Linked DNA regions of Homo sapiens: region 2 is linked to region 1. Evidence: read pairs that join two places in POLR2A ChIA-PET (ENCODE). Cell type or tissue: OCI-LY7. All regions are shown on one strand. Links, peaks and the distances in the headings refer to the core of each region. The heading gives the core; the rest is flanking DNA. Region 1 overlaps LINC01412 (long intergenic non-protein coding RNA 1412). Region 2 has its middle 530 kb from the start of LINC01966.

Region 1 (16,300 bases), core at 4,910-12,909:
AATCTTATCTCCGTTCTACAGATGAGGAAACAGAGATGAAGGAAGGTTGAGTAACAAGCTCACATTTTAAGTGGTGCATTCTGTCCAGATGAAAAAAACAAAAAAAAAAGACAGTATGGCACGGGCTTTGTTTTTCCAGGAGTGAGGCTAGATTTTCACCTACCACCCATCTGTTCACCAGTCCCCTTAATGACCGGCATTTCCCAGTGACTGCACACTTTCCACACAATCTGTTGAGAAAACACGCAGCAAACTGACCCACATGAGGATCAAACCCTTGACCTTGGCACCACTGGCATCAGATGCTTGTGAACTGAGCCACAGACTGAAAGCCTAATTGCCCCCAAGTAGAATGGGATCAATTCCTCCCCTTCTCAATCATTCTGGAAAAGAAAAGAAGGGCTAATTGTTATGAATTTATCTAGTCTTGTTCTTCCTCAAGCTTGAAATGTATTTTACATTCCAAGCAAATCCTAAATTGTGAGATATAATATAAAAATAGCAGAGAGCTAAGAAGTAAACTACATAAATGAAAATTTAATTTTAAGAAAAAAAATAAATGAGGGGGAAGTATACAGGAGCTGGCACCTTCAGGACCACAGCATCACCGCTGGTATGAAGTGGTTCTTCACTTGTGTTTGTACCTGCAAATCTAGATGGTAAAGATGAGGAAAAGTTAACAAGGAAAGAGACTGTTTTCCAAATAATATTAAATATCCTCTTTTAAAGACAGTAGACGATTTTATTCCTTGGAAAAAGTTATAGTAAAAATATAATCAAAACCACTGGAGTATTAGGTAGATGCTACCTGTACTGATCAAGTGATAGAGGATTATCTTCCCAAAACAGGCTGTGGAAACAACTATGTGGAAGGTATGAGAACACCTTCCAGAGCTTTCAGGAGCAGGAGGAAGACAGCCTAGCCTATCTTTTGGAATGTAAATTACCCTGCAGACCACCAGGCAAAAAACTCATGAAACCCAAACCAGACATCCCTACTAAAAGATGCTCAAACTAGAAAACAGAAGTGTTTTCAGGATAACATAACTTCTCTCAGTCTACCTGTTAATTTACTCGACTTTCTTTTCAAACTCTGTATACAGTAGTAGATCTGTGAATTGCATATCCATGATCACCACAAAAATTTCCAAAATCTGTCTCAGAAACCCACAAAGCAGATTTAGGTTTTAGTATCAACTTGACAGATTCTGAGCTCTCTCAATCCAGGACTACCAGTGTGTTGAGCCCAACTCTAAATGTGGGCAGGGACCAAATTGCTTTCCCTAAATGGCAACAGGCTAACAGTACCAATTAGCCAGACTGCACAATGGTTCTTCAGAAACTGCTGAAGACCAGCTCTGAAGACCCCTCCTGAGTAGGACCCAAACCTTAAGGCTTCTGTACCCATGCTTATTCACTGCTGCCTGTGCAAATGTTCCAGAAAGCCGGGAGGACTTGGCATTAATTTCTCAGTGTGTCGCCATGGCTAGAGCTAAGCAAGGGCCAAAAATGAATTAGGTAAATATAGGATGCTTCAGGCACAAATGCAGCAGGTGAATTTATTTGCAAATTACTTTTTTTATCTTTCTCACTTAAGATTCTCTTTAGAGACATAGAAGATAGCTTTATCAATTTTAAAGTAAAGAAAAGCAATATTTGGTTTCAATATTTGGTTCATAGCCAACCATACAAAAGTACTTAATAAAAGAATCCTTTTTTAAAAGTTATTATGCATTTATTACAGGATTATTGACTCCAGTGATGAAAATTGTACTGTTAGGGTTGGGTTGACTTAAGACAGTTTTTTTTCCTGGAGATTTCTCTGTCATTTAATTGAGTCACCTTATTCCTTCTGCCTCAATACACAACTGTTCCTGTTATTTTTTGAATTAATTTGGATAAAAGCCTTCTGCAAAAGCCATCTTTCTGGATCCACAACCTCCTCTCTGAGCATTTGTTAACACATTACATTATACTAAAGTGAATCCACCCATTAGAAATTAGACAACCTATCCTGGTTTTAATATTTTTTGAAAGCTTACAAAGTGCTAATCACTAAAGCAGTGATTCCCAGCTCTGGTTTTGTGACAGCCTGGGGTATCTCCAATTACCTTACAGATCACGAAAAACAAAATTCCAAAAAAATTTCAGAAGAAAATTATACTTGTTTTAATTTGAAATATAAATATAAATATCTGCCATGGACATAGGAAGTGTGTCATAGTGCGACTTGGTGGGCTGGATCCTTGTAAGAAAACAAACAACAATAGTCTATTGAAACTCCTCGAAGCTCAAAATCATTATGCTCTCCAAAAAAAAAAAAAAAGAAAGAAAGAAAGAAATTCTATTTTATTTTTAGGAACTGAAACTCTAACATACACCTTATGACAGGCACAAAAAGGAACTAGGACAAAACCCATTCCAGGACATTTCCTGGAGGAGAATACAAATAAGGTGTGTCACATATTTTCATGAATAAAATAAACACGATAATATCTAATAACACCATTACACTATTCAGTGTGCCTAAATTACAGTTGTACTGAGAAATGAGAAAATCTCTGGAATAGGACCAGGATTGCTTTTTAATTGTCCATTAGAAAAAGCAAAAAATAAAATCGCCTGCAATGATTTCCTTTCGAGATCATTCACCTTATTTTTGAAATACAAAATCAAAAACATATTGATACGCATGGTGAGGCTGGGTAATAAACCCGAAGCAAACTGTCTCCTTTCCTCAGTTCAGGCTCAGCAGCTCCAGCAAGCCCACAGTGCCAGCTTGAGACTGGCAAGGCAACTAGCATTGCACAAAACAAAATCTTAATTTTTCAGTTCCGGCTGATTGCACTGAGAACATCTCTCTCTCCTCACCTTTTCTTTGTATTTTTTTTTTTTTCCTGAATTGAGGTCTTTCTATTTAGGGATGTGCTTCCATTATGTGAGATGTCCCCTAAGCCAATGAAAAACAATGACAATTTTATTTTCACATTAAGATTCCTCTCCCAGGGCCATATTCCATGAATGAATGGCGTGTAGGACACACCGCTAGTAATAACATCCACCAACTATGCCAACACAAGTGCAAGAGAAGCACAGGGAAGCTAAGGCTAGCCAAAGGAATTCTCCCATACCTACAGTGGCTGGCTCCTTCCAAGAAAGCTGTTGGGTCTGCTTGCTTATTGACTTGTATATTTGCCAGGAAGGTATTCCTTTTACAAAGTAAAAATAAATAGCTCCTACAACTTCTTCCTTGTCTTGAAATCACCATTTCTACTAGAAAATAAACTTGTAAACTCCATCTGTTAAGATACTCGAGAACTCTACTTATAAAACATACCAAAATTTGTTGAAGGAGCAATACTGGCTAGGAAAGGAACTGGAAACAAGGTCATTTCCCTTTCAAATTTAAAAGTCACCATGAAATACCGTAGGAAAATCAAACACATCCAGAGTGATTGCACATGTCACAAACTCAACTCATCTGACCTCCCCAGCACTTGTACGCTAGTGTTACTGTCACTGAATTGTCTGGATTCCAAAGAGCATATTGGCTGAGCTCTCACCCACCCTGCGGATTCACTAAGACCATTTTTTTCCTTTAAACCTCAGGCTTGTTTTCCCCCTGCAACACAAAAGGCTTTTAGTCCACCTACCCACCATCAATAAGCTGGTATGCAAGAAGAAAGCAACTTAGTTGACTATTGAAACAGAGTGTAGAAAAACATAGCCAATTTATTCTACAATCTCTGTCATGTATTAGATAAAATGCAAGCTTCTACCCATTCCTCAAGCCATCCTCACCCTCATTCTTTTCATTCATCTTCATCCATTTAACAGGTATTTATTGAGCACCAACTATGTTCAAAGCACTTTGCTGATCACTGAGTTTGTAGCACTGGATAAGATAAAGCAAGTCCTGAATTTCTAGGCCGAATGTCTAGAGCTGAAATTCTCCCAGAGAGAGATAGCAAGATAACAAATAATATTGTTTTAAAATAATTTCAAAAAAGTACAAGAACTATAAAGGAAATATAATTGGATAGAGGAGTAAAGATTGATTTGAAAAATAAATATAAAGACAGTGACCTGCTTCTTCACAAATGAGAGGAGAAAATACTCATGGGCACAACGCTTTAGGCTGCTAGTCCAGGGAAGGGCTCTCTAAAGCTGGGATATTTCAGCTGATTTTTTATTGGAAGAGAGGGACCAAAAAAAATTAGTAAAAATGCTCTTAGGTGACAATGAGCTTGGTGAGTCCACGGAAAAGAAAGGAGGCGGGAAGGCTGATGCATAATGAAAATGCCAAATGAGGTTAGGCTGGGAATTTGAGGGACTTGCAGGTTGGAATTTATTCCAAATGCAATGGGCAGCCTTTGGGGGAATATTAAGCAACTTGATCTGACTGAGGCTTTCAAATAGCAAAGTGTCTGCTTGCTGGGGATCTAATGAAGAATTGAAGCAGGGAAGATTCAGGCTATCTTTTAGAATGAGATGGAAAAAGGGATAAAAAAAAACCGTCATGTTTTTGAGCTGGACATTGAGAGGATGGTGGGCCATTAGCTGAGATGGAGATGACTAGGAGGAATAGAAGCCTCCTGGGATTAGAAATTCACTTATTCCACCTAATCCCTCAGAAGTCCTTGAACTCATGAAAAATGGCCTTTTTTCAGCGCTCCTCAATTTTCTTATGTTCTTGTCTCCTGTGTAAATCACAGTGTTCTGGGTTGCTTGCGTGCTTTTCAATTCCATTCCCATAAACTTCAAACCCTAGCTCAAAATCCAGTTTATTTTTTTATTTTATTTTTTTTTTTTGAGACGGAGTCTCACTCTGTCGCCCAGGCTGGACTGCAGTGGCACTATCTCGGCTTACTGCAAGCTCCGCCTCCCGGGTTCACGCCATTCTTCTGCCTCAGCCTCCTGAGCAGCTGGGACTATAGGCGCCCGCCACCAGGCCCGGCTAATTTTTTGTATTTTTAGTACAGACGGGGTTTCACTGTGTTAGCCAGGACGGTCTCGATTTCCTGAGCTCGTGATCCGCCCGCCTCGGCCTCCCAAAGTGCTGGGATTCCAGGCTTGAGCCACCGCGCCCGGCAAAATCCAGTTTATCTAAGAAGTCTGTCAATTGAAACTCTCTGCATAGTGATTGTTCTCGTTAATATCCATCTTTCAGGTTTTTTTTTATTACACATCTTTTACTCTATTTTATATTCTGCTTCTACTGAATTTAGACCAAATTCCTGCACCTCCCTCCCTTTTTCAGCCCTAACTGCCCCACCTCCCAACTGCACCCCTTGCATATATCCGGTGCCCCACTGAGGTCTGTTTACCCAGTCCTGAGCTCGGCCCCTGCACAACCAAACTGGCATTCTCTCCCAATAGCTCTACCTGCCACAAGTTCCTGTCAATCCTTTAAGACCCAGAATGAAACGTCCCCTTCTCAAGAAACCATTTATGGCCGGGCATGGTGGCTCAGGCCTGTAATCCTAGCACTTTTGGAGGTCGAGGTGGGCAGATCTCCTGAGGTCAGGAGTTCGAACCAGCCTGGTCAACATGGTGAAACCCCATCTCTACTAAAAATACAAAAAATTAGCCGGGCATGGTGGCGGGCGCCTGTAATTTCAGCTACTCAGGAGGCAGAGGCAAGAGAATCGCTTGAACCCGGGAGTCGGAGGTTGCAGTGAACCGAGATCGCGCCAGTGTACTCTAGCCTGGGCAACAAGAGCAAAACTCTGTCTAAAAAAAAAAAAAAAGAAGAAGAAGAAGAAAAGAAAAAGAAAAGAAACCATTTTTGACCGCTCCCCAATCAAACATGATTTCTCCTTCCCCACCCCCTAGGAGGCAGTGGAGTATAATGGTTGGCATCTTCAGCTGTACGGTCATACTGCCCCCATTCACATGCCCGCCACTGCCATGTGCTAGCTGTGTGCCCTCCAGCAACTTACTACAACTTATCGCTCCTGGTTGCTTCATCTGGGAAGGCCAGGTTGAAACAAGGCAGAGGAAGTAAGAGTACCTGCCTTATGAAGTCATTGTGCAAATTACGGGAGGCAACACACCTAAAATAGACCATATATCACCTGGCCCGTAAGAAGGACTCTTCAACGTTAGATGTTTTTGTCATTTTCATTTCAGCATTCTTTGGCTGTCTTGTGAAAAATAAAGTTCTTCATTCTATTGTGGTTGTCTTAAACCCATTACATTAACAGCTCTCGGAGGGCATCATGGTGCCTTCTTCATCTCTGTATTTGGTAGATATTTTGTAAATATTTATTGATGAATAAATGTCAAATCTAAAACAGCTAATTTTAAAGAGTTTTATTTCTTTTACACAAATATGTTGGTTTTCCTCAAAGTAGAAATACTATCTTTTTGTTTCTTGTTTTAAAATTCCATATTGCCCAATATGCATCTATGTAGTGTGTGTAGTGTGTGTATACCGTACATAGACACTGTGTATATGTAGTATATACTACATAGTGTATACTACATAGATACTGTGTATACTACATATACTACATACTACGGATACCCAGTATCTTTAGTATACACAGCATCTATGTAGTATATACTGTATACTATAGGGTGTATATTTTTAATTTTCTGAATTGAGTAACTCTTGAGCAATCAATACAAGCAATGCACATATCATGCTAAATTGACCAATGAAACTGCTTTTAAAGAGGGAAACTATCTCTTCATTTATCCTAAACATAAGGAATTGCAACAATAGGGCATCATTCCAGCTCACAAGAATCTTCAGGCCTCTGAAACCCAGAGTTAGGCAGGAGGTTCTTGTTAGTGACATGTGCTCTCTCATCAACATCAATTAACATTTATTGGAAAAAGCGTGGATGCGGCACACTATGCCGTGTGTTTTGCACACATTTTTTAAATATGAAGACACTATCCCTGCTTTCTTACATGTGGAGAAAAACAGAGTTCACGACCACAATAAATAATAAAAAACATACGTGTTTCTATAGGTTTATGAATAATATTGTATCTCATCATGTAAGAAATGAAACCTTCAATGAGCAGGTAGATCTTGACTGGCTTTGAGATATGACACGGACAGAACCTAGTGGAGAAATAAAGAAAAAGACTGTAGATTTGAAACTAAATCAAAGTTGATTGTAGCTTGCGTTTTGTTTTTAATTAAACGCAACACGCTAAAATAGGGAAAAAAACCAGATTAAAAGATAAACTTGGATTTTCTACATCTTTTTTTCACAAAGTATCACTTAAGCTCAAAAGGTTTTGTTATCATTTCCATTAAATATAATTTTGTTATACTCTTCGTTTCTAGGTTATCCCACACCCAAATAATTATAGATGTAAATCATACAACTCTGCCTAAAGGATATCATTTTTCTCTAGTGATGAACTGGTATCAAAACTCCAGAATAATTTGATGTAATATAATCTTTTGTCGCTCTCCTTTGTTCACTTGGGCTTTTTCTCTCTGTTTTTGCCCTTCTGACCTTCATTTCTTCCCTTCCTTCTTCTTCTCCTGAGTTGTCCAGCATTTGTGAATAATTTGGTCAACTCCTATAGCTGAGAGTCCACATCCTCAGGCCGTAGTCAGCAGCTATATTCAATTCTACAGACTGAGTTATTTAACTGCACAAGTTCTTTTCTCCAATACACACTCTTCTTTTCTCGGTTGAGTTATAACACATACTTTTTTCATCAACCTCTAAAAAAAGTAACAAAGGCTCCATTCTTACAAACCAACTCAAGAATTCAGGATAATTTTTCATGTAGCATCATCTATTAAGTGTTCAATATTTCCAAGCCACAATCTAACCGCCTATGGCATATCCTGAAATTTGATTAAAAAAAAAGAAACTTGTCCAATTCTATCTGTAAAATTCATCTTTCTTGATGTCTGATTGACAAAGTACCTCAAACACTCAAACTGAAACAAGTTGGTGATAAAACCACTGAGATAACCATTGTCTGTTCTGTTTCTTAATTTCTGCATACTTCTTTATACCTTTAGTGACCTCATGTCTAGTAGAGCCTATAGGAATTACATGTTTGAATTAAATAAATTTTTGGTTTTTGTCTTTCTGCCTTATGGATAGATTATCTGCTTAGCTACTGATATTTATTTCTCCATTACTGTTCAAATTAGCTAAGTGGCAAAGCCCATAACCTCAAAAAAAAAAAAAAAAAAAAAACTGTTTAGCTCTATTTGAAACTAAAGGATCTCTCCCAATTTTGCATCTGGTATTTGCTCTTCAACATAGTTATAAGAATATATCCACTCTTACTACCCTTGTTTCTTTTTCCTCCTCCTAAAAAAAAGTATATTAAAATTGAAGACATTTATTTTTAATTCATCAAAATTGGTCTTGGCCATTGCATTTGTTTGCCTTTTTATCTACCAAAAGCTGCAATTTGGAGAGTAATGAGGGAGAGAGGTCACTGAGAATAAAGACATTATTTGATACCAAAGTAACATTACAATAATAGGGATCTTTCCCCACATACTTCAAAACCGATTCAGAATTTAGAAAATAAAGTACAATTAGTTTTTAAAATGGAAATTTAAGTAGAAAGTTAAAAAGTTTAACTACTTTATTCTTAAATAGTAAGCTCCCACAAAGGTAGATTTTAGAGTATTTTGTTTACTACTGAATCCCCAGGCCTAGAACAGCGCCTGCCACATAGTAGGGGTTAGCTCAATAAATAAGTGTTCAATGAATAAACTACCTTACCCAAAAAAAGTTGAAACTTGTTTACCAGCTGTCAAAAGTTGGTTCCTTCATGTATAAAATAGCATCAACTGTGTAATTTGCCCCTACTTCCTCCTTTTGCAGAAAGCCAACAAAAGAACTTTAACTTTTTACCTAAGGATCAAAGGTGTCAACCTATTGGCTCATGCTCCTTTAAAGTCTTGGATAATAGTCTTCGGTTATTTTTAGATAATTTCCTTTGTTTCCAGCTTGAAAAGAAGTATTAACAGAGATCAAAAAAATAAATCACTGATTCAGAGCAGGAAAATGCATATTAAGAAGATCAAAATATAGTATGTAGAGGCTGTGAGCTAGCCTTCCCAGAACACAAGCCAAATCTTGCTTTAGATACTGAAGTATTATATTGGTCTCACTTGGGACCCATCAACATGAAAGGAATGGGGAGAACTTGGAGAGGAGAAATGCTAAATGGGAGGCAAAAATAATTTTAAAATTATAAAGTGACCCATGCAGTCTCAATACATAAAACAATAAGCCAAGAGATAGAAAAATACAACCAAATTCAAACAATAACTAACTCTAGATGGTGGAATTATAGGTAAGTTTATTCTCAACCATAATTTTCTTTATGTCCAAGTACAATATGTATGTAAGACTAGTACAGTCAGAATGAAAATAATACACACAATTTTTAAACGAAGAAAAGAGCCAAGGGTAAAAATCATATGATATATGAAGAAAACTTAAAGGATTAAGATTATAAAGCCAAAGAAGAGAAGGCTCGTGGATAATTTAACAATCTTCATTGCTTAAAACAACCATGGACCCAAAACTATAGAAAACACATAGAATGGGTTTATTTCTCATTTTTATAAATATAGATAGATAGATAGATAGATACATACATACATACATACACATAGTTACAGGAAGTAAGCCTCATAGAGAAAGGGCAAAGGGCACAAAAGCTAGGCAAAAGACAAAAGAAAAAACACCCAGATAATTAGAGTATTGCTTAAGGCAGCAACTCTCATGGTGGGATATGAAGATGGAGAACATGAAAAAGGACAAAGGGGTTTGCCTTCTCAAGAGGACATTGCAGAATCTCAGGAAGAGGTGTGTTATTAAAAGGAGACATGTTTAAAATAAAGATTATAATAGAATTCCTAGGGTACCATAATTTAGGTATACCCATGGAAGTATCCTATGTGTGAACATATATATTCTAGGGTAGAAAAATATTTGAGAATCCCTAACCCAGGGTCTTCAAGGTGAAGGACCCTGGATTGCCACAAGACAAGATGGGCAAAAGCAGTTTCTCTTGTAGGCTGGGGTAGGGTGATCAGAAATGAAAAGTCTTTTTGAAAAGAACCAAGAGACCTCAATTTAAGCTCTGTCCCACAAAGCTAACTAGAAGCTTTCCTAATGTCTATATATTTTGTTATATCCAAAATTATTTGGGAGTGTGCAAACCCCAACTCTGCAACCTCCTTGATGCATTTCACGGTCAAGAAGTTGTACTGTATACTTTTAAAAACTTCCATTTAGCTACCATTTACATTCAGTTTCTCTCTTCCGAGTTGTCACAGGGGTAATAAGCAAGAAATAAACATCATCTACATAATAAAGATGGCCACCTTCAAGTATCATGATTGTACCACAAGTAGGAATATCAAGAAATCATACTTTTACTTAGAGGAATTGCTTTACCAACAGAAATGTCAAGAATGTCAGATGCCTTGGTTAATTAAGAAGACACTTGGAGGACATGCGGTGTTTTCCAGGCTCTTCAAATCTCATTGCATAGGTGGCTATCTCCCTTTGATATCATGACAAGGACATGTGACCACATGTATCTAGAATTAGAATGGTTCAGGCCAATTCAAGCCTTCGCCCTTTCACACTGGGTCTGCACCAAGCAGATAGAAAACACATAATAAAAATCTAAATCTTACATTTAGAATAGGAACTGCTATCAAACTTTTCTCTTTTCTCAGGCAGTGCTACACCTGACAAACACAACCAAAAGAAGTATTCAACAAGAAATTCAAGTGGCTTCAATCTTCAGAAAGGAATAGTAAGGATTCACCGAGCACTTACTATGTGATGACTACTGTACTGAACATTTTACATCCTTTATTTCTCTGAGGTCCTTAGGCTATCTAGTTCTAGCTATTCTCCCTGAAGTTAAAGTTGGGCAAACTCAGAGGTCCTTGGAAATCTCTGCCGCCTCGCCCACCCCTAATAGTAACCAGAGAGGTATCTAGACTAAGACCAGGAATTACCTAGTCCTGATCACTCAAAGAGGATGAAGACTCCATGGTACAATTGGATGGGGAGAACTGAAAAATTATATTTTTATTATGGAAGGTCTGGCACCACTATCTTGCATCAGAGCAAATTCTAATGGAGTTCCAAGCCTGAATCATTCTCCTCAGGGTTGTTGACTCACCATATTTGGCTCTTTGACATATCACTTGCTCATTCTCTCTTTCTCTCAGCTTTGCTGCATACCCTCCTGAGACAGAAAGGGTGCATGAAATTGGTGAGAGGTGACAGAGATCAAAGGGCAGCATTACCCTACTTGTTCCAAGGTGTAAGCCCCGGGACTGTCCTGTTACTCTCATCTCTACCCACAATGCTTTTATTTTCTGATGCTTATGGAACCTCGACCAAAAACTTTCCACATTCCCATCCCCTCTTCTTCATTCCATTTCTCTTTCCCTATCTCATCCCCTCTACCTACATACACATTCGCACACACACACACACACCCCACTCTCATACTCACACACATCCCTTTTGCTTCAAAGGATATGGGTATCATATACTCAATAGAGTGAAAAGAAAACATTCATATCTCACCGAAGCCATATGTATGTACCTCAAGTCAGAATTTGACTTGTTTGGGAGTGGTTTCAATGTATTAGTTTCACAGTCACTAATCAATACCACACAAGAATCCATTTCAAATACCTTTCTTTTAAATGGAGCTTTGACAGCCCATGTTTAGGGCAGACACTAAAACTAGAAAGAATTCTTTCTGCATCGCTTTTGTGAATACAGGATGTTGGCAAAAGATTATTAGAGTAGCTCTTTGCTGGCAGTTTCTCTTTGTTCTCCACATCTCGGAAACCTGCTAAACTCAGCTGCACGTAAAACAAAGCAGAAGCATTTTGGTGTGGGCAGTGATGCACCCTTTGGGTAGAGGGCCACATAAGTATTGGAGAAAACACTGTTTAAAAGTCAGCATTACCTCCCAACTCGGTGATTCCTTTTCTCAAGATTGCATAATGCTACATGTTGCTCTCCTACATTCGTCTGGGCAGTAGACGCTTGACTCTCTTACTCTTCTGGCCTATTTTGAAGGGATGTGAAGGGAAAAGCTAAGGAAAGCCTCACAGGTGGGGAGCTCTAAGTTTATGAACAGCAAGAAGGCAGCCATATCCTTCTGCTTTGCCGTGAAAATCAAGCATCACCTTATCGTTTCCTCACCAAGATTAACTCCTGCTTCCTGAAGAGTATTTCTGAGGTAGAAAGCAGAGGTGGTGAAAAAAGAGGGAGCTGAAAAGTCCAATCTGTCAAGCTCCTTTTTAGAAGAAAGGAAAACTGAAAAGTGAACATATTTAACATGAGCCATTTCCTGCACTCAGGAGGGAAGAAAGCATGCTAGGAGCTCTGTGCAGGAGGAGATCCGCACTGGTGTTATCTCTGACCTGCAGCTTAGCCCCAGTGTCTCAGCTGCCAAAAAGCTCCCATTCAACGTTGTGCTGAGTTCATCAATGCTCCACGTGTCAGGATCCTAACAGGAAAAAGCAGGACAGACAGTCTCTCCATTCAACCGCCTGGGGACCCCATGACAACTAAAATCCCCTCGCAGACCGTCCATATCAACCTTCGGCAGGTCAGAGCACGCAACCCCTTCAGAACCACAGGCTCAGGCCCACACCCTTTCCCCTTGTCAACATTGTCACTTTAAACAGAACATTGAGCCTTATCACGAAACCTGAAGTAAGTATGACAATTAAGATGGATTGCAAAGCCTGCTTGTGCTTCACAATTAACAATCACTTGGCAGCAGGTTCCACGCAACTGTTGGGGGGTATGGCAAGAACTTTATCCCTGCTTAGTGCTGCATTAGCATATTTAGTAGGCTGCAAGACATAATTCCTAAGATATGAACATATTTTTGTCTTTTTTAAAAATCTGCAATTAAGCTATAATATGTAGAAACTCTGCACCAGGCAATCAATGTGCAAATACCAAGATGGAATTGGGGTAAGGAGGGCAAACAAAAGAAATGTTCCCCCAGCATTGATAACAACCTGAACCAGTGGCTGCTTGCAGAGTCACAGGTCAGCTAGAAAATTGTGGCTCTTTCCTGTTCGTGACGAAATGAGGGAGCGGGGGTCTGGTGTTGCCCCACTGCTGCTGGCATCAGGTGAAACCTCTGTAAGAGCATAGCTACCTGCTTTAAACCTGCATATTTAAAAAGCGAAATAAAATCAGCCCCTGAAGTGACCCTGGTGGTTACTTACCAAACTAGGCATTTTTCACAGAAAGCACCTTTTGATCCTCAATCTCTGAGTAATAAAAGATGTTGATAAAAATCACAAAGGCACTTTATTCTACAAATGTGAGGGCTAGTCCTCAAACTTCCCATTATTTTCCTTAGTGGTTGGCACATGTGCCACACTGATGAGAAGGACTCAGGGAGTGCAGAGCCTGGACCAACGTGACGTGCCTAAAGACAACCCAAACTGCCATTCCTAACTTCTCCAGTGTGCTTGTTGCATAGATTCAGGCCTACATTCCAAGCCTCTGTTGGGGCTGCAGAGGGAAAGAAACGCAGCCAGATCTTTCTAAGATAGCCAGGACTTTGTCTTTCTTGACATCTGGGTTGCAAGAAGGCAGGATATCCTGCCAAATATATTACAGCTGTGAGACCCACCTTGTGATTAAGACTCAGCCGAGGCTGAGGAACACAAGAGACAGAGGTGAGGCGTTTTCTGGCAAAGAAACCTCACCCTCTACAGATACCTCCTCTGTAAAAGAAAACACATACACACACACACACACACACACACACACACACACACACACACACACAAAGTTTAGGTGAGCAGCTCTCTAGTTGCATAAAAGGAAGCATGTGAAAGTAACAAATGCAATTTAGCACACAAAGTCTTTCTTTACAAAACCAGAAAAGTAGCAGATTAAAGCACCTGGCAGTCTTGGCACGCCAAAAGAAAGTCTTAGCTGTGACAAAACAAAACAGGTGTACAGGTATAAAACTTTTGCTTTCCAATAATGCCCCTCTCTTCACTGGAATGCTTTGACAGGTGCAGAAGTTCAAGTTACAGTGGGGAAGTAGCAAATAAATACACAGCATTAGCGTCTGACGTGCTTGCTGAGCACCCGGGGATGTTAATAACTGGCAAGGTACACTAATCTCTGATTGCAACATTTGGTTTACCTTAATCTGGAGGGACAGCTGTATTAAAGAGGGAATTATACTAATCAGTTCAAGGCCCTTGCATATAAAACTTCCCATTAGGCTTAAAGTACACCAGCTTATGCTCATTCTCTAGGAGCCTTACATCTGGTTCTGAATAAGGCTGCCTCTCATTTGCAAGGTACAAACTGAAAACAAGGGGGAGGGGGGCTGACAGTTGCTGGAGGATGGGTGATAGAAGAGGAAGCTACTAATTCTTTGAAATTTTTAACAGCACAAAACTAGCTTCTAGGCATCTTAATACTAAAAGAAAAAAAAAGCATGTGTTATCAACCCTAGGCCATTTTTTCCTGTTACCGGAGGTGACCAACATAAAATAAAATTGATGATGTCAGTCAAAAACAGCTAAGCACAAAGCTTGGCTTTGTTATCTTAAGTCAGAAGGTAAGATAGGCCATGCCATATGGCTCTAATCCGTCCCTATCTCCCATCACCTAACAGGAAACCTTCATGTAGCATGACCTTATTTGGCTGGTTCCAGGTTAGGGCTGCCCAAAGGGGATTTTTCTGTTTCTGCTATATCCAAAGGTTTATGTTGATTTTTTTTCTGAGCCCTGCAAACTATAAATCCGACTGATTACTCTGCACTCTTTTGCTTGACTGAGCCTTTACAATCAGACATCCCCGTTAACAATAAGCTCCTAATGAATCAAACATCTATGGCATTAGTTTCACCTAGCTGCCTCTTTCCCATGCACTGTGCTGCTTTGTCAGACCTGGTTTGATGAGAAAAGCTAGTGACACTTGCTGCACCTATTGATAAACAATTCAGTAATGAGGGGCATAACAAAAATTACCTACAACAACCTGATTAAAAATGACAGGCAAAGCTTACTCCTTGCCCTATAGTGAAGGTAACTCTGGCACTGTGGAGGGAAAATAATGAGGTAAAATGAAATTTCCTCCTTTACCACGGAGTTCATTTCTGAATGTGTGTTTACTAAGTGATGAAAATTGTTTTTAGCAATGTTTTACATTCTTTCAGGCTATGTGATTATCAATAATGTTAGGAACTCCTAGAATTCAAGATGCTTCCCTTTCAACTTTCTGAGATGAACTCCCTGCTTTTTCTACTTAAATTTTCTGAATAACCTAATATCGAGATCTTCACTTTGTTTCTCAAATGTGAGTCTAGTCATTGAGAAACTTAACAGTACAAGTAATAATAATTAGTTAAGTGTAGCATGGGGAATAAAAGAAAAATTCTAAGACACACACACATAATTTTCTGAATGAAGTAGAAAAACTTTATGGACAATATCACCTCCCTAAAAGGAATAACTTAACCTTACCATGGGCATTGAAGTTCTTTTTATTGGGGTCACCCAGAGGACCTTTGCAACCTCGAAACAAGCTTCTACCCAGGGGAGGCCAGGCTCTCATGAAAGCTTGATTCAAAGACAGAAATGTGTGGGTTCTGCAATTGTGTAGCAGCATGTTGGGAGGGTTTCCATCCGTGCACAGATGCACTTGAAAATCAAATATGGACATGAGGAATGTTTTTTGGAGATGGAAAATGAGTGCTGATGACATGTTTATACTTCACAGATGGATCCAGTACAGAACCATTTTTTGTAAAGAAACAATATCCACCATTTGCTAATTTTTTTTTTTGAGGAGCTACAAAATGGTGGCACAAAAAGTGAATATTCCCATCGTACATACTCCACCTGTTCCTTCGTCTTACAACCGTCTTCCATCCTGAATGTAATCATTGACTGTTGTAGTCTTATTTTTTTCTCAAATGTTATCCAAAAGGATGTGAAAAAAGAAATACAATACACAAAGGCACTTGGAAGAGCGAAATGATTTGAAATGAATTTACTACATATGAAAAATTGGAATATGACAAATGCTATTAAGTAACAAATGCCGAATTTAATCTTGAAAAATGCATTTTCTTACTGGCATATTTTCTCCTTGTATCTGATATCAAATCAATTTCTGAATGTCTTCTGTCAAGAGTTTTGCATGCCTTCTTTATTCCTTTGGCCCACCATTTGCCAAATACCACTCTTAGGTGTTGGAAACTCTGGAAAATGCAAACACTTCAAGTTAGATTAATTCTATTTATTGGCTTATT
Region 2 (16,300 bases), core at 3,420-11,419, 830 kb before region 1:
TGTTTGCTGGTGGAATTTTTGCTTCAGTGGTGTGCTGAATCTTCTTTGCTAAACCTGCATATTCCTACAAATGTATTCTGGTCCATGGGTCATTGTCAAAATCAGCGCACTTTGGAGATCATGACAGAAAACTCTTATCCACCATCTTGCTGATGTCACTTGTTCCAGGATGCTACATGAGATTATCTTCCTTTTTGCATATTTCTTATTTCATAGGAAAGACTGGAGTAATTATACCAGCCTGTGCTTTTGACCTCTTCTTCTGGGATGTTTGTATTTTTAAACAGATCGAAACAAAATGGGAAGAGTTTAATTAAATAGAATGGTAGGATTCCAGACACTTTTTGATCCTTTCCTTTGAGTGGAAGATGCTCTGTATTCCTGAAACCAAATTACAGAGGCCTGTGGCCTATTATGACCATTGGAAATGAGTGAATTTTTTTAAAATTTTATTTTTATTTTTAATTTACATAATTAGCTTGTTATGTCAATGAATAGCTGCAGACTAGGATGGGTTAGAATTTAGAGAAGGCTTCTTAAACAAATACCTTAAAGTTCAAAATTTCAGACGTTAAAATAATTAAAACAGCATACAATGGCTATGTCTTTATATTTACCAGTGAAACATCTGTTGCTATAGGTTAGTATTTGGAGCAGGAGGAGCAAGTAATTTGCCAAAGTGGCTGTAGCTTTAAAAGAGAAATCACATAACTTCTTTCAAAGATAGGAAATATTAAGGCATCATTGGCACTGTAGAGTGATGCTTTCGGAAGAGATGCCATAATGCCAATATTAGCACACACTTTTATTTTTTAACTGGTACACTGCTTGCTCAGACCATATAAAATATTAGAAAATGATCAAATCCCAGGACATCATTGGCGAACTTTGCTTCAGATTCTGTGGCTAAATTTCTCTATGTTTCATAACATTCGGAAGTGTATAAACCCATAAGGGTATACTATGGGTCTTGGTTTTTTATTTTCTTTAATATACAGTAACTAGAAGCAGAAAAAAAGTTTAAGTGTTTTTTTTCAACAAAAGGCTACTTGAAATGCACTGCTTTGTTCACACATAAACTACTCTTGTAAGAAATATTTGTTCTTTTTTGTTCATAACCTGCCCTTATGACAAGGGTGAAGAAGAAGAATAAGTTGCCTGAGGCATTTACAAACCTTACAAAGACTTTATTAAAAAGAAAACTACCCACGAATTTACTACCAATCCATCTAGATCTTTTACTATGTTGTGTCAGCTCTCATGAGGAACCCATAACTTGAGAAATTTAAACACAAAAAGGCACAAAAGCAACTACAAAATGCAAAGAGCAAACCATTCAAAGATATATTTTTTTCTAATACCTACTTGAGGGAGAAATCAGAAGCTTCTGAAAAATGGAATCTGCCCCTACAAAATTCAATTAATGTTCAGTTAAGCTAAACCACTAAATATTTACAAAATCACTACTTGTGTAACATATATTTTATAATTATAAAGTATATTTATGACATCAGTAAGCCTATCAAACAAAGAAAATAAAGTTAGAGAAATTTAAATGATAAAGGAAAAGGCATAGCACAACTTACAGATTTAAGTAATATTTTATTGCTTAACACTTTAAGGTTCTTTATATCTTTTTTGCAACTAGGTTGCTGCCTCAAAATGGAAGGTGAATGAGACCTGCCATTTGTCATAGGTATTTGCATTAAATTCTCTAGACTGTCCATCCAGAAAAATGTAGTAATACTTTTAAGCTTTCCAGGAAAACAGGGTTTCTTCTGGTTAAATTTTAACCTGTTTTGAAATAACTATTCCATAATAAAATTTGTTTGAAGTGCTGAAAATACCAAAGGCCTGAATTGGGCAGCAAACAGTGGTGGGCATTCTGCAGGTGACTAAAGAACTATTAAGGTCCCCCCACTTTATGAAAAGGAAAATTAAATTGTTTCAGTGACAATAAAGGCATATCAGACAGGAAGAGAACGGATATTAAAGTTCTAGCATTGTTCTTAAATTGATTTGTTTTATTGAATATATTTCTTTGCCACTTTTTCTAATCACTGAACTGAAAATGATAGTTTCTATATACCTGAATGAATTCTAAGGGGTAAATAAATGTACCTTGAAAAATATGTAACATAAGTAGTTACATACAGTTGATAAATCTAATGCAGCGATGCAATTTACATAAGTGCAGCTAATATTAGAAGAATCTTGACATTGCTTCTCCTTAGAAATGTAGAGAGCTGGAAAGAGCATCCCATAAAATCTCACACAAAAAAAATATTAGGGCAAATAGAAAACATGTGCTTTTTTTTCTTAAACACACTGAATTCTTCAGGTTTTAGGGTCACCAACTGGCCCAAAGTCAGAGCCAAGTGCCTGAAGGGAAAGATAAGACATGAGCTGTAGAGTTCAACTGTGATGACTCATGAGTTGGTGGAGGGAAAAGAGGGTCAGGTACTTGAGAGCCTCAAATTTCTATCTTATTTTGAGATTTTCCTTCACACGCCCCACTTCATGCTCATAGAAAATACTGGAAGAGAACTGAGAAAGTCCCTCTCATGGCCGGTAACTGAGGGAGAAAGCTATAGCTATTAAGAAAGGGGCATCAAACTCCACTGAGATCTTTTTCCTTATCTCCTCTATAAGACCATGACTTAATTTGTGGGGGAAGGGCAATGACACTGCCCCCTTTTGAGTACCTATGGAAACTTATTGAAACTTGGAAAAGAAACAAGAACAAAACCTTGTATCTCTGAGGAGGGAGCAAGAACATATGCCAGGGTCAGAATATAGATTTCGGGGAAAGAAGGAATACTGAAAAGGCAACATTTATGGAACTCAAAGACAATGATTGTGTAAGATGTCTAACACTGAGGCTTAATTGGAATAACAGTGAATACTCCCCCACAGTCCACTACCAAGCTGGTATGTATCATGTCACAAGTAACCTGAAAGACTGAGACCCTCTCTGACATTTAGAGAAAAAAGATAATAAAGTTGTTGGTAGAGTAAAAACTGAAAAAAAAAAAAGCATTCTGACACACCAGCCTCCATCATGAATGCAACATATTGCTAGAAAAGAGGATGTTGAAGCTTTTGCTGTCCTGAGGTAACCACAACAACTATAAAATTCGTACTCAGCTCCACTTTCAATTAGATTAACTCAACTCACTCTCTCACCCAAGGCCTAACAGAATGAACATGTACATAAAACCTACTACCTCAGTCTCTACTATCCTATATAAAATGTCTATCTTTAAACGAAGTATAACATATAAAAAGTCCAGTGGTGATTGGGCAAGCTTCTAAGAGACAAAGCCATCATTATAACTAGACTCGGATATGATATAGATGTTAAATTATCAGACATATAATTTAAAGTAACTCTGATTAATGTGTTCACAATCTAATGGGAAAGTCTGACAATGTGCAATATGTAATGGGTAATTTCAGCAGAGCAATCGAAACTAAAAAGAGAATCAAATTATCATGCCAGAAATTATAAACACAGTAACAAAGATGAATACTTTTGAGGAACTCATCAATAGATGTGGCATGGTTGTGAAAATAATAAGCAAACCAGAAAATAATTGCATAGAAATTACAGATGGAAAAACAAAGAGAAGTATAATGGAAAAACACACACACAAAAACATACAGAACAGAGCCTTTAAGAGTTATGATACCATACCAAGTTGTCGAGTCACATGTCCAAGAAGCTCAGAGATACCAAGAAGAATACAAAAAGAGTTTTTAAAAGTCTAGCCATGTCAAATTCAACATGCTGAAAAAAAAAATACAAAGAAAACATCTTGATGGCAGCCAGAGAAAAAAGGGACATTACATCCTGAAGGATGAAGGTAAGAATCCCACAGACTGCTCTTCTGGAGTCATGAAAGCCAGAAGACAATGGAATGACTTACTTTCAAATGCTAAAAGAAGAGTCCACACAACCAAAATATTCACAAAAGCATAATTTTGGCTTTCAGTTAAGTCTGATTGGCTACACATGTTTACCACTTCTCCTTCCTGCAAATTAAATAAAATAATGCAAAGGAATAAAAAGAACATAAATACACTACAACAGACAGGCTAAGAAAAGGTTCATTAGAGAAACAAAGACATTTGGCAATGTATTAGAAAATGAAAAGTTAGTGGAGAAACGATAAGTGATAAATTAGGAAGGAGGAAACTCTGGGTCACAGGACGAAGGATGTAGCTAAGATGGGTGATGATTCTTACCAACATCTGGAGACATTTGAGTCACAGATGTGGCACATAAAGTAAAGAAAAATAAAAATATACACAATATCAAAGATAAATAAAAGTGTACCAATAAGTGGAATTTTTAAAAAGGAGAATAAAGAAAACAGAAGAATTGAAATTATCAAAACATTAATAGAAGATAATTTCTCAGAACTGGGAAAACATACATATTCAGATAAAAAAGACCCAGCGAATTCTAAATAAATAAATACAAATATAAACACAACAAAGCAATTGTTGTAAAATTTCAGTTCAGACAAAGTAATATCAGCTATCATTTTGGACCACAGAATTTTGCCAGAGGAGCTGAAACAATGACCAAGTCATACACTAAGCCTCAGACTAGTGCTTGGGTAGTTAAATATCTATCCAGAGAAGTGAGAATTCATTAGTTCTGCCACACACATCCTTCCTCATACATACACAGTTTCCAAGACCCTTCGGAGTGCTGTAGTTTAAAGTGAGACCTGAGGATTTTAATATAAACTTTCAATACATAAAGTTTGCATTTTAACACAAACTTTGAGGTAATTTCTTTAGCACTCATCCTCTAAAATGTCCAAGTTGAAGACTGCCTTTGGGTTTTGTGCTTAGAAGTTAGAGTCAGGCGACAGCATCTTTTTCCATAAACAGCCACATAATAAATATTTTAGGTTTGGAGGATCATGCATAGTTACTTTGTCCTCCTTCTCCTCCTCATCTTTTCACCACACTGCATCCTCCTCTTTATCTTCTTCTTCTTCTCCGTCTTCTTCTTCTTCTTCTTCTTCCTATTTTCTTCTTCTCCTTCTTCTTTTCTTATTCTTCTTTTCTTTTTTGTTTTTCACAACCCTTTACAATATAATGAAAAATTCCTAGCTACAGGTAAACTATAGTCATTATCAGAGTTTTTAGGAAGAGTTGACAAGATGTCTCAAGATTATTAAGTCTATTGGACAGTAGGTCCCTTGCACTCTCATTTTAAATGCTAAGACAATATAACCCATTACAATGGCTTAAAGATTTGAGGTACTTATTTTTGTGTGTGTGTGTGTGTGTGTGTGTGTGTGTGTCTGTGTGTGTCTGTGTGTGTCTGTTTGTGTTTTCCAAACTGGCATTTCCAAAATTATTTCACAATTGATTTCTTCAGTTATGTTGTGCAACTAACCATGTTCCCAACACACTATGTGAAACCACTCCATGTTGCATTGTTTCTGTCACTATGATATGCAAATTCTAAGATGGTCCCTGAGATTTCTACTTCCTTTTGTACACGCACCCCCTGTGCAATCCCATCCAATTGAATGTGTGCATAATTTGTAAAAATGATTGAATTTTACTCCCAATACTAATTGGGTTGACTAATCTGTCGAATTTGAGTTAATTGAAAGAACAATTACCATTGGTGGACTGGACTTAAATATGGTAAGCCTTTAAAAGAGAGACTAGGTCCTTCCTGAAGAGGAAGGTTTAAAGCAGCAGACACTCTCCTGCTTGCCTGAAAGAAGGAAGTTGCCATGTTGTAAGAGGTCTATGGAGGGTGCCATATGGCAAGGACCTGAGAGAGGCCTCTGGCAGCTGAGAGTGCTCCCTGGACATCAGCTGGCAAGAAAACAAGAGCTTCAGTCATAGAGCTGCAAGGAGTTGAATTCTGCCAACAACCATGTGAGTTTGGAAGAGAATCCTGAGTTACAAAGAGTAATGCTGCCTAAATGACACTTTGTTTGCAGCCTTGGGAGGCATGGAGGAGAGGTCCCAGTGAAGCCAGACTCCAGACCTACAGAAATGAGAAGGAATAAATATGTGTTATCTTAATCAGCAAAGTTTGTGATAATTTGTTATGCAGCCATAAAAAACTAAGACAATCACCACACCCAAATGCCCTTTATTGTTCTTTTTACCTGTTAATTTCATCTTTCTAATCTCACCTTCTTCATGAAGCTTTAAATACAATCTCCTTGCATAATAATCCCACATATCTTACTACCTTTAGCACATATTGTCTGAGCAAGTGATAGAATACGTAGTAGCGGCAACGTTTTCTCTTTGAATCATATCTTCCCAGTTGAGAAAAGAGTTCTTTCAGTAGAGGAACCATCTCCTACACTTATTTATATACCCCACAGCCCTTAAAAGTGTCACTGGTTATAAGAGATACTCAATAAATAATTAACAAATTACTCATAACTTCACTTTTACAATATGTCATGGTCATTATATCACTATTCAAATCATCTCTTATGAATTCTGAAGCACATGGTAAGGAAAAAATGAAGACTCCATAGTTAGAGTCAACTGGCCAGATGACATCTTAGACTTCAAAATACTGCATCAGCAAACTCCAATTTATATCAGTTGTACATAATATTCTTCAGGAAAAAGTATAGCAAAACTTCTGAACTCAAAGCCCATAGAACTTTTGTAAAATTTTCTGGCTATTATATTTGCCAGTAAGCAAGGAGATTTGTAGAATACAACTTTGATGCACACAGACTCGGAAGACAGCTGAAAAGAAGCTAAGGCAGAGCACATGTGTGCTGTTTATAGGCAAACACGTGCCACATCACCCACTACCCAGGTGGACATATCTCCTCTAAAGCTGTAATGGCGAGTCAAGTAACCTGTTCAAAAACCCCACAATCTCCTAACCACAGCCACCTGGCTTGTAATTATAGACTTTATTATAAATAGATATAAGCTTTGAGTGATTAGTTATTGTGTACAAAGTATTCAACCGTGGACCACCTGATTTTCACATACTGCTGTACCTTCTCCTTCCTTTGATGCATCTTGGCTATTAATGGAAAAACACCTGTTTCCTGATAGTTCTCTGAGCTATAGAGACGTACATTTATATAGAAACAGCTGGGAGAAAGGTCCTTGTGAAGGACAACAAAATCCAATTCTTACCATCACAAAACTTCCTCCTGGAGCTGCTGATGGAAGCAGTTAAGCCTGCCTTGCATCACTCCTACACAAGCTACAACAAACAAAGTGAAGCTAGGGAGAGTCTTTAACTACTGTGGAAGGATTAAGAAAATCCTACAGCAATAAGGCTGGGATTTCCATTTGATCCTAGAAACAGAAAACGTTTCTAAACCCACAGGTGAATGACATAAACGGAAAGCCAGGAGCGAGGCTGCAAGTGTTTATTGCGTTCCTCTCACATCTTTTTTCAGCACCTGCACATACCTACAGTCTTTCCTCCCCAATGCCCAGGAGCACGGGACATCCAGCTACACTGATAAACTAGCAGCAGCTCAAGAAAATGAATGATGACAGGAAATGAAAGTGACAGTGACAGTTTGTGGTTGTTTGATTTCTTAAATGCAATGAATGGTGGCCACAGAGTTTCCTGTCAACAAGTGTCTGGATAGAAAAATGAAAAAGCAATCAAAACAGTAACTGACACTTCAGGGCATTTCAGGGAAGCCCAGGGCTCACTGTGCAACAAAACCACCTGCTTAGTGTTCTCCATGGGAACTACCACTCACCCTGAGAGGAATTATCAGGATAAAGCCAAGGTGGGTGGGTGCAATGCCAGCTCATTAGTTTAATCTCCAAGGAAAGGTGGACCAAATGATAAAATTCTGGACTAAATGACCTCTGTGGTCAAATCCAGTGCAATGCTCTGTGGTCAATTCCAGTGTAAAGATTCTAGAAATAATACAGGATGAAGGGGTAGGAAATGTGACCCTAATGCAGATACCATTAGTAATTTAATTATAGGAACTTCAATTAATTTACTTCTCTCTGCCTTAATCCCTCCTCATGTAAAAATGCTACCCTTCCTTTCTGTCTTTAAGCCAGAAATCTGCTAGTTGTATGAGTTACAGGAAGAAGATCCACAATATTAGAGACACAGGGAATTAATAAACAATCGTATACAAGTATCTGGAAAAAGAGAAGAGCACTGAATTTGATATTGAACACGTTTTCTTGGCCTAATGAACATAACTGCATCCCACCATGTTTTCATCTCATCTCTCCCCTGTGACATCCCTACTGTCAAGCCAGAGTTCTTGCCATTTTCTGCTTTGAATCTTGATCTAGCCCTACCTCTTGACTTTATCCCAGTCTGATTTCCACTTCTATCAACTCTATCTAAGTGCTAGCTCCCCGTTCTCCAGCAAGTGGCCCTGCCTATCACCTTCACCCCAATGCGTTCCTCTCCACTCAGAGAAATGTGAACCTGTATCGCATGGTGTAGCCTTTCTTCTTGAAATTCTTCTCTCCTTTTTTTAATCCTTAAAAAAGAAAATGCTTTAGAGAAATATGACTGTAATTAACAACTGACAAAAATATCTGGGCTTGAGCTGAAGTGGGAAATCACAAACGTTAGTTACTTATTTTCTCATGCAGTTACCATTTGTTCTCTTTTCTCAGGGAAGTTGAAAGACCTGAGGTTCAAACTTAATAAGGCCCCATACTGTTTCTAAGAGTATTTGCAACATGTAAAGTATAAGTCAGTGCATTGCTGATATTTAAATTTGTTTTCACTCATCTGAGCTATTACACAGTATGCAATCCCTAAACCCTTCATAATAAAGAACACACATTTCTCAGCCACGAAAGGGAATGAAAGATTCAGCAATTTAAGCTCTCCGGTACTAGAAAGGTGACAAAACATTTATGTGTATCCAATCCATTCCACTGATTTGGCTCCAACATTAGGAGGGACTGCCTCAGGCAGAGACATTTTGCTATATACACATTCTTGGGAATTAGCAAATGGCCCATAGTGATGACAGCAACATCCTTCAAAACACTCAACTTTACTAAATGGATTTCACAAATACATTTTCTCTTTCTGAAGAATGTTTTTTTAAGTCTAACTGATAGTACAAATACTTGTTGCCTTTTTAAAAAGAAAATTCCAAGAAACCAAGGAGTAAGCTATAAACAAATCATTTTCACTTGTGTAAGAATGGCTGTGTAACCTGTGTTCTACCAGTTATCTTCATGTTTTTCATTGATTTTTACAATCCATTGTCCATGGTAAGTTACTCTAGGAGAGTGATGTGCTAAGGAGGTCATGACATGAAATTTAATATTTAAAATACCAGTCTTTACATACCAAATAAGCAGGAAAAATTCACTATCTGAATCATTTTTACTCCTTGGATGGCATGTAAAGATCTCTGGATTCTGGTCTCAATCTTGTAAATAAGCAATTTTGACATCTAGAGTAAGTCACTTAGTTTTTATACCTCCAACTTTCTTTAATTGTACAATGACAAGATAATAAAATAATCCTGAGATCTTTTCACTAAATTTTATTATTGCATCATTTGAAAATAATTTCATAGCACATACTGAAAAATACACTTCCAGAGTTTAAAAGCATGTACTTTACTTTTAAATTGTGCTTAAAATACTTGTTGTGTTACTTGTATGTTCATAATATTATTACTGCCACTACTCATATAAGAAAACATTGTTTAATTTTAATAAAAATGAACTATTACTTCACATTCAAATAACATATTTTGATTTTTTAACAGTATTTTACACCCATTATTGCACAGACTAGCTTTATATGGTTGATGGGTCCAAAATAATTATTCCCATTTTAAAGGTCACTTGTGTCCAAGGACATGCAAGATTTTAGTGGCAAAACCTAGAAATAGGAAATTTTTTGAACTTTGAGAACCACACTCTCTATGTGTAATTTGTATACCAATGTATCTTTCAGATAGCAGTCCTGGCAAAGGAAATTTAAAGAGCTATCATTTTGAGCAGTTCATTCACTTTCTGCCATTATCAAGAGGTGGCCAAGAGGTGCCTTTATGGAATTTTCTGCCTCTACATTTCTCATGAGTCATGACTATGTTTTTCCTAGTTTCCAAGGTGAACATATGTGTATGTAGTCATTGAAAATTTCCAGAGGGAAGGTAGTACTTCTTTTAACACAGAGATGCCTTTTACTTTACATAAATTTAGAAACATAAAAAAAAGCTGCATATTTAAATTTTAGTATGTATGAAAATGCCAAAAAATAACAAAAGACAATGTTATAAAATACCTTTCATGTTATCATTGCCCAACAACTAACCTGCTCTTCCCCATTGCCACCCACAGTTCAGCATTGTGAACTCCTGGACAACGCAGCTGGATATCTGTGTCTGAATTATATTCCAGGACGATCCTTGGGTAGATATCCATATCCCTGGATCAAAGATTGCTTTTAAGCAATTCATAACATGTGGGATTGTATAGGCATGTGTTGTCCACCTCTCTCAGTGAGCCTCCCTACAATCTTGGAAGTGGCCTGACATAATTCATCTTTGGTCTTAGTGGCCAAATAAAAGTGAGACAGATATAGAATTGGCCAGAATGTTTACTTTACTCTATGAAGTGTTAAGAATCAGACTTATCCATTCTTTTATTCATCCCATAAATATTTATTGAGTTTTTAATATGTTCAATGTACTATTCTAGGTGCTAGAGATATACTGTGAACATTATGGTTGAGTGGAATAAAAAAATAGCCAAGGAAGCATGAATAAACAAGACAATTTCAGAGTGGAAAGACGCTATAAAATGTGATAATGTGATAAACAGTTATTGGGTTGTAGAGAGGCCTACATTATTGTGGAGGGTGAGAAAGTCCTCTGTGAGGATGCTTAACCTTTCTAAGAAAATAAAAATAAATCAAAATTCAACATGTCTTGATTATCCAATCAGGAAATGGAGAAATGGTGCTGAGAGCAGTCTCAAGGAATCATCCCTGCTCCCAGAACAGTCTACCCTGAGTCTAGCAAATATCTCAAAATCCACTATTAAACGAATTTTTTTTCTGTTTTGTTATTCCACTAAAATTCAAATGCTCTTGAGGAGAAGAACCATATTAAGTCAGTCCTCTTAACTTTAGTCTGAATTGGTTTAACAGACATTTTTTCAACCAACAGCCATACTTATTTTTGTAATCATAATTTTTTATTCATTGAGGTAAAATTTACATGTATAAAATACTACAGATCATTGTTGTATAACTGGCTAAGTCTTAAAAATGTATACCACCTTACTGCTAATCAAACCAAGGTACAGAACATTTGCATCACCTCATAACCTTCCCCTATGTGCCTTTCTCTTTGCTTTTCCCACACGTTCAGGAATAACCCCTATTCAAATTTCAATCTTTCTGGGTTAGCTTTGCCTTTATATAAACATAATTGTACAGTACATGCATGCTTGTGTCTGGCTTTAGCTCAGCATAACACTTCTGAGATTTGTTAACATGATTGCATGTAAAGGTAGTTTGTCACTATTTTGTAATCGTTGAGTACTCAGATAGCATTTGATGTGGGAAGAGAAGACATGAAGAGTATAGAGGGGAAACTTGAAAACAGAGATGCATGGTGGGTCTCAAAAGAGGTACTCTGGACCAGTAGCATCAGCATCAACACCACTGAAAACTTGTTAGAGAGGTACATTCTTGGGTCTCACCCCAGGCTGAATGAATTACAAACTCAGGAGGTAGATACCAGGAACCTGTTTTGTTTTTTTGTTGTTATTGTTGTTTTAGTTTTGTAAAATAAGGCCTCCAGGGAATTCTAAAGCATATTAAAGCTTGAGAACAGATAACTAGGAGAAGGCATAGACAAAGAGTAAATTTTACTTAAAAGGATATGGCAGCCACGGAAGATGAAAATGTGTTTGCTTGCCTCTCCTGCTTCTCTTAGAACTCTTCAGATTGCAAAAACGTGAGAGCAAGTTTTATGAAGATAAATTTTGAAAATCATCTTTAGTATTGATTCGTACTTTTGCTTTAAGTAGCTCAGTGACCAGTTCCGACTTAGACTCTGAATTGTCCATCTGTAATGCAGTCCTAGAAGCCATATGGGAGACTTGTAGTAATTAACAATAGCATCTAATGAAAGGGTGGTAAACTAGTTCTCACCAAGGAAAACTCCATTATACTAATGTGAAAATGAACAAGCCAACTCATCTGGGCTTTGGAAGTATTTTATGTTTCTTAAAAATGAACATTAAAACCCTATAGTGTAAGAATTGTCTGAAAATTATTTTAAAATATACAGACATTTTTGCAACTAAATCATTTCTCAAATCCATGTCCAAAAGTAAGGGAATTAACCATAAGAGGGAAAGTCTTGCAAAAATATTAATCAGTGTCTTGAAATTGGAGAAAAAGACTAGCAATCATCATGAAGCTTTGAAAGAAAATTTTACCCAATTCAAATGAGTGCAATCAAAGTGAGAACAAGAAAATTCCAAGAAGACACTTTCCCTACTCTATGGAGACCTTGACTAAAGCTATCTGACACCTTAGTTGTTATTTGATTTAACTAAATTATATTAGAATTAGTTTTAACTGTAGATAGTCCCCAAAATAAAGACATTAAGTAGTCACAGCATAGTGTTTTAATCAGGAATGATAGATGACAGATAGATAGATAGATAGATGATAGATAGATAGATAGATAGATAGATAGATAGATAGACTACATATATATATATATAGGCACAATATGACCACCAAGTTCAATTTCAACATAAAGGGCTTTGCTGTCTGAAATGCAGCCATTTTACATTTGCAACCACCCAAAGTAAAAGGACCAGACAATACAGCAAAACTGGACAAGAACCTGGTTTCGATAAATGAACTTTCACAACATTCATTTAATGTTTATCACCAACCTTGAGCTACCAATTCATATACTGGCCAAATAGTCATTTTTTCTTTAAATTGAAAGACAACAAACCAATCGACTGGCTAGTTTTACACTATATGTCATCCAACATGTTACAGAAATCTTTTCCTGGAGGATACTTCCTGAGTCCCTTAAAAATCCATTCATCAGGCTGAACTAAAGGACATGAAAAGCAGATGATCAATTTGGGAATATTTGAGTCAACACAGAGAGTTTGAGTCAGGAAGCTGTGTTTACAGAGTGAGAGTCACAGACATCTCCAACATCTAGAGAGTGATCGTCATCAAACCAAAGCATAGTTCTATGTTCATGTGAACTATCCCTTCTGCAGGTATAAATCCCAAGACAATAACAAAGAGAATGGGAAAGTAGGTCAGCTCCTACGTAAAGCACTAAATATTCATAGAATCCTTTTTTCAAAGAAAAAAGATTTTCCAACACACCTAAGACACACCTGTGAAATATTTTCTCTTCCAGCTGCTCTGAATAGGCTACACTTTTATTACTCAAAAGCATTTATGGGCAATCAGTATTACCTATGTGCTTGCTTGAAATGTAGAGTCTCAAGCTCTAGTCCAAAGCTCATGAGTTAAAACTTGCATTTTAATATGATAACCATTGATTCATATACACATTAATGTAGAGAAGCACTAGAAAATGGAATATTAAGCTATTGGTTACTCTCCATACTATTGTTTTTTTCCAGTTCATATTATTAGATTCACCTGGGACTGTTAAGCCTATCAGACCTATCTCAGAATGACTTAATCAGAATATCTGTGTTTTTAAAAATGTCCCAGTTTCTCATGACTATATAAGTTTGGGAAGTTGCTGATTTGGGCAATCAGGCAAGGGCTGACTCCACATGTTTGTGATGTAAAAAAAAAAAAAAAAAAGTCAGTTTACATAAAATATAGTGTTTTTGTTTTTGTAAATTTTGAGTATATTTAGTTGTAGCAAAATAAGTAAATGCCAAATATAAGGAATAGGAAGAAATAGGAAAATGGTAACATTGGTATGATGAAGCAATGAAAAGCATTAGGCAGATTGTGTATGTACTTAGGTGTGTCTTTAATGCTTTGTCTACATAGAGAACACCTAGTAAAATCATGCAAGCAAATCCATCTGCAGATGGCCGGGTACCTTCCAAGGTGTAAACAAGGTTGAGGCAGATTTCTTACTTTCAAATAATTGTATTACTCTTATAAAACACACAGCCTACGTATTGATTTTGTTTTGTTTTTCAGTCTGAGTGTCCATCCTAGGTTGAGCTCTCTAGGAAACAGATTCTGAGTCTGAGATTTGTGTGCAGCTTGTTCATCTGGGATGCTCTCTAGATCAGCCTTGTGGGGTGGGTTGAAGGACATAGAACTAGGCACAGGGAAAAGAGGAATTTGATGTAGTCACAACAAAAGCCATTCCAGAAGAGGGACTCATCTGAGAGCTGTCAGCCACCAACACTTTGCAGCTGGAGAAATCAATGCCTTAGTCCCGTGGGTAGCACCACACAGCACTCATTATAGTGGAGCCACTACTGTGGTAACTACATTTTCTCTTTTTAAATCTCCAAGAGTCTGTCAGAAATGCCTCATGTCTGTCTTTATCTCAGAATTTTATTTAAAGAATAGTCAGTGTAATTTTGTTTGTATTCTCTAGTTTCTTCTGGTTGACAGTTTTTAAATAAATCCCTCCATATCTTGATTGTTTTGGGAACCACAAAGTATAGAACTATTTTTTTTAACCTACTTTATTAACAGATGAAGATTTTGTTTTTGTAGTCTGAAAAGAAATCCTCAAAGGTGTCAAAAATTAACTAGGTCATTAACCAAATTCCACATCATTTTGCTTAATTTTTTGTAAAATTATATAAGTCATGTCATAATTTTCTGAAGGTGCTCACATTCCTGATTGGATTATTAATTTGTGTTTATTATAGGGGCTGTGGTATAATGTTCTATCTTAATTAGTATTTTTATGCTTATGATTTTAAATATGTATATAGTCAGTTTTTATGTTGTTTGCCTTTCTAACATAACTAAGGTTAAGTGTTTTCTTGCAACAAAGGGAATTTATATTGGAATTAAAAGTAATTACAGTAGCTTTATCAAAAGCAAAGCAATTGGCAGTTGTGTGAATAGACATCTTTACAGTAATAAAATGCAGACTGAACAACCTCTGAGTTTATGTTTCTGATGATGTTTCTTTTACAGGAATAATAATGGTAAGTTTTATGTATAGAATATATTTGCAAACAGAAAAAACATCTTTCCTTAATTCTTCATGGTATCTTTCTATTTTTCAGAAAAGTTAACCAGCTTTCATACTCCTAGTATATCTAGAAAGTAGGCCTGAATTATATAAGCAGATTGTAAAATAATGGATTTAATTTTTCTTTTTTATTTACTACTTTCACAATAAATTGAGCAGCTTTAAAACTATGCACACATCTTACAGGTATTAACTACCCTCCTTTTACTAAATACTACATTTGCTAGAATTGCAAAGATTAATAACAAACAGTCATGGTCCACCAGGAGTTCAAATTCTAGTGGATGGGTTGTGTTGAGGTTCAATGATTAAGACTATCAACAGAACTGAACAAATGTTCAAATTTTCACTTATTTCAGTTGTCAAGAAGTAGCTACTGCAGCAACTACAGCCTCAGAGATGTTTCAAAGAACTGATGAACAGTTCATATAGATGGTGTAATATTCACCAAAAAAATTTGTAATCTATATTTAATTATTTAAATACCAAAGAAAATAGCTTATTGCATGAACAGCATTTTTTAAAAAGTAAGAAAGAGAATGCTTGTCTTCTGGCCCTGACTGTGTATAAAGTATTAGGAATCTGAGATACAGGTTAGAAAATGGGACCTGGATCCCACACTCTGGTCAAAGTTTAGCAATGCCTGTACTCTGTGTAAGTGCAAAACTTTACATTCAGAACAACCCTCATCAAATGAGGCTTTGAATTACTGACAGAGGAAGGACACCTAAAATCTACTGTGTAATATCTTTTAATTTGCTCTGATGGCCTTAATTTTTACATCAGAAAAGAAATGGGAAGGTCATTCATTTATTTATTAAAAAATATTTGTTGAATATGTGCCAGGTATTAGGCCATGCACTGAGGATACAACTCAAAACAAGAGTAACACACTGTCTGTTCTCACAGAGCTTACAGTCTAGTGGGATCTACTGAGGATAAGGTAGGAAATTGCAAGATGATGTCATCAGTACTATCTGGAGTGGCAAGCCATGTGTTAGAAGATCACATATGATGGATGTACAACCTGGACTTTAGAGTTTAAGAAAAGCTTCCTGGAAGAAGTGAAGTTTAATCTGAGGCCAAAGAGGTAACCAGGATTGCTC

Evidence for each region. Peaks named below come from ENCODE experiments on the same cell type or tissue, not always from the same donor. Only the 100,000 strongest peaks of a DNase experiment are listed, where the experiment ranks them.
Region 2: POLR2A ChIA-PET joins it to region 1 with 5 read pairs; 1 of 35 experiments calls an interaction of 5 or more read pairs at or near these places.

The regions. Positions count from the first base shown.
Region 1 is chr2:144,579,158-144,595,457 of GRCh38, reverse strand. LINC01412 (long intergenic non-protein coding RNA 1412) reads right to left here. Exons shown (of 3, transcript NR_110570.1): 3 at 16,024-16,249. Among named protein-coding and RNA genes, the nearest start is that of LINC02993, 63 kb to the right of the region's middle. RefSeq lists a cis regulatory region at 12,208-12,871 and an enhancer at 11,495-13,423. In OCI-LY7, for the core only: CTCF peaks have their summits at 5,646 and 5,848; a DNase peak (open chromatin) is centred at 8,777.
Region 2 is chr2:145,402,951-145,419,250 of GRCh38, reverse strand. No RefSeq gene overlaps it. Among named protein-coding and RNA genes, the nearest start is that of LINC01966, 530 kb to the right of the region's middle. RefSeq lists an enhancer at 6,852-7,011. In OCI-LY7, for the core only: no CTCF peak of the experiment used is centred there; DNase peaks (open chromatin) are centred at 3,900, 6,990 and 7,530; H3K4me3 peaks cover 3,246 bases; H3K27ac peaks cover 4,310 bases.